Linked DNA regions of Mus musculus: region 1 is linked to region 2. A link is a contact called in ENCODE Hi-C or POLR2A ChIA-PET data. All regions are on one chromosome and are shown on one strand. Each heading gives the region's core, a stretch centred on a gene start or an enhancer-like site at or near the end of the contact. The rest is flanking DNA. Distances are from core to core; before and after follow the strand shown. Region 1 holds the start of Xpnpep3 (X-prolyl aminopeptidase 3, mitochondrial). Region 2 holds the start of Slc25a17 (solute carrier family 25 (mitochondrial carrier, peroxisomal membrane protein), member 17).

Evidence for each region. Hi-C counts contacts between places; a loop is a spot of excess contacts on that map. ChIA-PET counts read pairs that join two places held with the same protein, here RNA polymerase II (POLR2A).
Region 1: a map of heart shows a loop between it and region 2 (4-fold over the local background). The contact joins the promoter of Xpnpep3 here to the promoter of Slc25a17 in region 2. A Hi-C loop is called at or near these places in 8 of 37 maps with a recorded cell type or tissue (T-helper 2 cell, adrenal gland, gastrocnemius and 3 more). POLR2A ChIA-PET finds 5 or more read pairs at or near these places in 4 of 5 experiments (Patski and embryonic stem cell).

What each region holds. Positions count from the first base shown.
Region 1 is chr15:81,398,355-81,401,432 of GRCm38, reverse strand. Xpnpep3 (X-prolyl aminopeptidase 3, mitochondrial) reads right to left here and starts at 1,295. Exons shown (of 10, transcript NM_001347075.1): 1 at 1,146-1,295. The coding sequence starts at 1,209. It overlaps St13 (suppression of tumorigenicity 13), which reads left to right and starts at 1,739. Exons shown (of 12, transcript NM_133726.2): 1 at 1,739-1,948. The coding sequence starts at 1,839.
Region 2 is chr15:81,359,479-81,362,622 of GRCm38, reverse strand. It overlaps Slc25a17 (solute carrier family 25 (mitochondrial carrier, peroxisomal membrane protein), member 17), which reads left to right and starts at 1,858. Exons shown (of 9, transcript NM_011399.3): 1 at 1,858-1,946. The coding sequence starts at 1,893.

The sequences.
Region 1 (3,078 bases), core at 46-2,545, 39 kb before region 2:
CATTTAGTGGTAATATAACAAGATGCTGAACTTACTTTTCCTCAGAAACAAACTATAATATATTTACTAGATTTTTTTAATGTGTTTTAGTCCTAAAGCTGGATCAAGTCAGGATTTACACGAAGCTACAAGAAAGTCAACGATCCGAAACAAAAAGCTGGTTCTAGTCTAGTCACAGTCTGTGGCCTGCCACATTTTCATTCATTTCCGTTAAAGGCACATCTTAACTACCAGGATTACAGAATAGGCTCCGTGCAATGGTGCAGTTTTAAATAGCGAATCCAAGTATCACATGCAAATATCAAGATCAATTTTAATGTCAAATACCCTATTTTCTGGTTCAGATTTTGCACACCTCGTCTGAAGTATAATCCAACATTAGGTCTCCTTACAAAGTAGGTGACTCACTCTCCAGTATAAAATTTTATGTTAGGTTAATTGCTCACCATATTGTACACGGAGGGTTCACATTCTCCGTGCTCTATCACCTTGACTGTTTATGTAAGACTTAGGCACGTCCCTCGCTTAGTTCTTTACAAACTGAATTGCACAAAGCATTTGTTTCTAGACGTGTTTCTTCTCTCTCTTTCTCTCTCTCTCTCTCTCTCTCTCTCTCTTTTCGAGACAGGGTTTCTCTGTATAGTCCTGGCTGTCCTGGAACTCACTCTGTATTTGGATCAGGCTGGCCTCGAACTCAGAAATCCGCCTGCCTCTGCCTCCCAAGTGCTGGGATTAAAGGCGTGCGCCACCACAGCCCGGCTCTATCTTTTGAGCTAGCTCTCCGATGAAACCTATGAAAAGGCGAAAGATTTACCCTGACCTAACACACACACACACGCTACTTGACATTAAACAATTTAGTCAAGTGTGATGATAAAAGCTACCAATTTAGAATTCGAGTAACTTTGAAGACAATCCCTTGGAGTTCCCTCCTCTTCAGTCACTCCAGCTTTCCCAGAATAACAGAACCTAAAGCCCACTCTTTCCCAGAGCAATCGATCAAAAGAAAAATCCGTGGGTGGTGAGGGGGGATCAGGTGCCGATTGGTGAAGAACCACGGATCATCAACTTGTAGCTCTTTGGGCTGCTTTAGGCTTTCTCCAAAGGAAGAACCTGAAGGGGACGCCGGCAGGAAAGACTCTAACCTGAGAGGCCGCGGAGCCTTGCTAGAACGGGAGCCAGCTTGGGGGTTGAGAGCAGAGACGGCATGGCCTGTAACCACTGGTCAGGAAAAGTACAAACTCTGGGGAAAGCCACTAGCACAGCCGCGTCGCCAGGAAACCAGTCAACTGCTCGGCCCCTTCCGGCAGGCGCGGCTCGCGGGCTTTCTTCCCGGGGCGGCGCAGAGCAGTGACGTCACTCGGCTAGGTTTTGGGCGCGCCGGCCCCACGGGCATTTATTTATTTTCCCCCCTCCTCCATGCGGCGTCTCGTTCTGCTTAATGCCCATCTTCACAGAAGAAATATCTTATTCCAAATGTCTCCCTATGTCCCGCTTGAAAGCGCACAGACACAAGGTCCTTCATCCATCCCGGGGAATTAGGTCAGAGGAAAGAATCCGAGTGAGACTGTTCGCCGATCGAAGCAGGCATTGTCACGGGCAGCTACACTTCTAGAAGGTTCTAGGCGGAGCACAGGTCCAGAGGTAGGAGTGGGAATGAGCGAGCGAAGGCCCGGGGTCACGAGGCCGTTGGGGGGGAGGAGCCAGCGGCCGGGGAGGTTCTAGTCTGTTCTGCCTCGCGGCAGCCGCCCCCTTCCACTTGGTCACGTTGAGCCGCTCCCGGGCCTGGCATCGTGCCTCCGCAGCCGCCCACCGCCTTCAGCTTCCAGCCTCCCACCATGGATCCCCGCAAAGTGAGCGAGCTTCGGGCCTTCGTGAAGATGTGTAGGCAGGACCCGAGCGTCCTGCACACCGAGGAAATGCGCTTCCTGAGGGAGTGGGTGGAGAGGTGAGAGCCCTGGGCCCCGTGGACCGTTGGGGACGGAAAGTTGGGGGTTGGGGAGTGGGCCCCGAGCTGGCGTAGGGAGGAGGGGAGCGGTTCTAGGCCCCTTCGTGGCTCTTAGTGGCTTCGAGAGGTTCTCGGAGGGATCTGGAGCGTTGGGCAACTTAGGGGTGGAAAAGCAGAGGTTAGAGTTGGTTCCCCCCCACCCCCCGCAGTTAAGTCTTTATGGGGGTGTGTTTGGGTTGTGAATATTTGAGCAGTGGAAATAATGCGCGAACGAAGACAAAGCTTTTACTAAGGGATTGTTTTTCTTGAACCTGGCGTCTTGTTTAAGTCGCATTGACCCATGTGTCGTTTAAAATATTAATAGTGGTAACTTATTTATTCTATAACTTCAGTTATCTGTACTTGGCCTTACAACGATTTTAATTGCATGGAATTTTGTTGGGAATTATTTATACCCACGTTAGTTGTAGCGCTGTCACTTCAGCTACTTTAGGAATTTTTTTTTTTCCTTCAAAGACCAGTGTGCTTGCAGGACTAACTGGAGAGTATTTCGCCTGCGTACTATGATTGTTGTGCCAGCTGCTGGGAAACAGTATTACTGGGGAATTGGTTTCTCCTTTTTGTTGTTTTAGTCTCGTTGATAAAAGATTTTAAAGACAGAATTAGAAGAAAGCTTAGGCACCATTAGAATTTGAGGGTGAAAAACGCAACAGTACAAACAAACTAAATCTCTACAGCTGCCAAGGGGAGGGAGGATGTTAAGTCATGCTTTCTGAATTAGGGTCAGCAATGGAAGCTCACCAGCACTTGTAGAAATGGGGGAGGGTCGGTCTTCAGAGAAAGTGCATGTTTAGGGTCTTTGGTTAATATAAAAAAAAAAGAGATGGGGAAAAGTAAAGTTTTATATATTTTTCAATTAGAACTTAGAAAAAACAAGCAGGCTGAGCCATGAAGGTCTGAAAGCAACTGTGTGGAGTGAAGGACTCAGGGACTGTATAAGCACTTTACTTCTTTAAAGATAATTATTCCAAGCTTTTTGCATATCTTCTGGTAAATCAGCCTTTCTGAGAGGTTGTTTTCTGGCCAGGTGATTGCAAGTCCAGATAGATTAAGGGAAGGAGCTAATAAAT
Region 2 (3,144 bases), core at 609-3,108:
GGTGTGTGCTGCTGGAATCTCCATGACATTCTCTAGAAAGTAAAGGACAGTTCGTTGAGGTTTGTAGTTCATTAAATTTAAGTTATAGTAATTCCAACAAGTAGAGTATGTAACTAGTAAAACTGGTTGGGGCTGGGAGATGCTTCAGTGTCAAGAGCACATCTTGCCTGTAGTCAGTTCCCAAGCACCCACCCAGGTTTGGCAGACACATTTTAAAATAAGAATATAGCTCATGGATGAAGAGGAAAGCAGACACAGCAGTGTCAAGTTTGGAAAGTTTGAACAGTTCTGTGAAACGTGTGTACTGACTGGTTTTGTGTTCAACTTGACACAGCTGGAGTTATCACAGAGAAAGGAGCCTCCCTTGAGGAAATGCCCCCATGAGGTCCAGCTGTAAGGCATTTTCTCAATTAGTGATCAAGGGTGGGAGGGCCCCTTGTGGGTGGTGCCATCTCTGGGCTGGTAGTCCTGGGTTCTATAAGAAAGCAAGCTGAGCAAGCCAGTAAGAAACATCCCTCCATGACCTCTGCATCAGCTCCTGCTTCCTGACCTGCTTGAGTTCCAGTCCTGACTTCCTTTGGTGGTGAACAGCAATGTGGAAATGTAAACTGAATAAAACCCTTTTCTCCCCAACTTGCTTCTTGGTCATGATGTTTTGTGCAGGAATAGAAACCTTAAGACTATCACAGTGGAAGGGTAAAATACTGACTTTGCTTTTAGATTTACCTTTATGTGCATGAGTGCATTTATGTAAGCAGTCCTGGATTCTTTCAGAGGACAGAAAGCTGTGGCGTCTGTCCCGAGGGACATAGAGGGTTGTGTGATAGCAACTGAAGAGCAAGCGTTCTTAGCTGCTGAGCTATATCTATACAGCCCCAAATTGTCAGTTTAAACAAACTATGCTAGAGGTTTAACTACCGGGCCTCAGAGCCTTGATTCTATATCTCGCAGCGGGTGTTGGGATGGCTGAATGGAGAAACGAAGGTTGGAGATATTGACCCACCCCCTTATCTATGGCTATCAGCTTATCCTGGAGGGTTGCTTTTGTTTTGACGCTGTTTCTATAGTTCTGGCTAGCCAACTCCACTTCTCAGCATCCATGGTACTGGGATTACAGGCTACGTTTTAGGGTTTAGGTCTGTTTTGGCTTTTGTTTTGAGACGAGTCTCAGCCCAGGTTAATCTCAAATTCTCTCTGTAGCTGAGGGTGACTCTGTACTAAATTCTTTTAACAAAATTATTTAGTCGTGTGTGTGTGTGTGTGTGTGTGTGTGTATGTCTTAGTGTGCGCGGAAACCCGAGAAGGTCAGACCCCCTGGAACTATACTTGCTTGGGATACTGGGACCTAAACGAGGATCCTCTGCAAAAGCAGTACTTGTTCTTAACTGAGCCAACTCTTCAGTCCCCAGATCCTCTTTCCACTTCCTGAGTACTGTGTTTACTGGTGTTTATGGTTTGCTGGTAGTCATGCTAAGCAAGCACTAACAACTGAGCCTGCCAACATATATTTTGCAAGGAACTGGGGTGCAGGAGTCATTAAGGACTTTTATGTCCTCCCGTTTTATGGGCTTGACTAACCAATTTAGTGTGCAAGCACACTGACAGACTGAGGGGCTAGGAACCTTTGCAGGGGGTGCTCAGAACACAGATCCTTCCATAGCCACTGAGCATTGCTCCGCCCCTTGACCGATCCGGACCAATCGATGTTCAGGGGCGTTCCTGGGCATTTCACACTCGCCTCCCCGGCTGTTCTCCCCAGCGAACCAGGGCAGTCTGTGACCCGGAAGCAGTCGTTCTGGTGGAGGCGGGGGAGACTTCTGAGAGGTGGGGCTTGAGACGGTCCTTTCACGAACCCGCACACTCTGAGGCGCCTGAGTGAAAAGTGTGGCACCATGGCCTCTGTGCTGTCCTACGAAAGTCTGGTACACGCCGTGGCCGGAGCCGTGGTGAGGAGGGGTTTGGGGCTTCGAAGTAAATCTCGGGATGGGTCGGGGAGAAGGGCACGGGGGAGATGTGGGGACCGAATCTGTCACAACTGGAACGAAAAGGACGGGCATAAATGGAAAGTTGCTGCTACAAGAGGGAGGGCGAGGCCAGGAGCCACCCTCTGCCGCAGTCCCCTCTGGACTTTCCCAGAGACTGTCTGGACTATCAGTCACAAAGGTCCAGAGGGAATAGGGAAGAAGATAATTGCTATTTTCTTTGCCTTCTGAAGTTTAAAAGTTTAAGGCCAACCCTTCCCTTACCCAACTCTCACTGCACACAAACTTCGTCCAAATTGGTCCTGCGGAAAAACTAAGTGTGAAGATGGGGTGCTTGCTGTAAGTCTACTGCCAGCCTGGTGTCACACCTTATCCCAGGCAAGTGGCAATAGCTAATGGAACATTCCTAGTCAGCCTTATTGCCAGGAAAAGATAGGGTGTTTGTTTGTTTATTTTTTAAGTCAAGATCGGTGGTGTTATGTACTACCTGTATAGTTACTGTGAGTTAAGTGCTTTGTTCTTCGATTTAGAGGTATCTAAGTTCCTTCCATTTGACACTTCCCTTTTCCCTGAAACTTCACATTCTTGGCACAGGTAACATTCCTCCTCTGGTTCTTTTCCTCAGACTGTTTCCCATGTTCTTCCCTAACTCCCAGCATGTACCTTTAGCCATGTAGAGTCACCGTGGACCATTCCTATCCATTCAGACAGCTTATGTTCCGGTGAAGAGTAATCTGAGTTTTTTAATTCCAATTCTATCATATGTTTACCAGGTAATCTCAAATCTCACGTTTGTAATCTATGAAGAGGGAAGAAAATATTACACTTTTCTTCTAGACCTTGAGAAGTAGGTGAGGGAATATTACATGGTGTCTTATTCAAAAGAGTCGCGTTCCTTTAAATCAACCAGAAGTGCCTTTTGCTCGTTATGAAAGAACTGGGGTGGAAGTTTGTTGTGACATGTTTTCAGTTGGTCATAGGGACCTGTTTGACTGAAGTGGAAATGCAAATGGGGGGCCAAATGATTCATGACTTTGTGTAGGAAAGGGTCAGTGGTTGCACTTACTGATTGACATTTCAAACCCGATCCTCTCTGCTGCCCTGTGGAGAGTAGAATACGGAAGGCACATCTCTCTCAGGCAAGAGATGGCTGTGACCTATT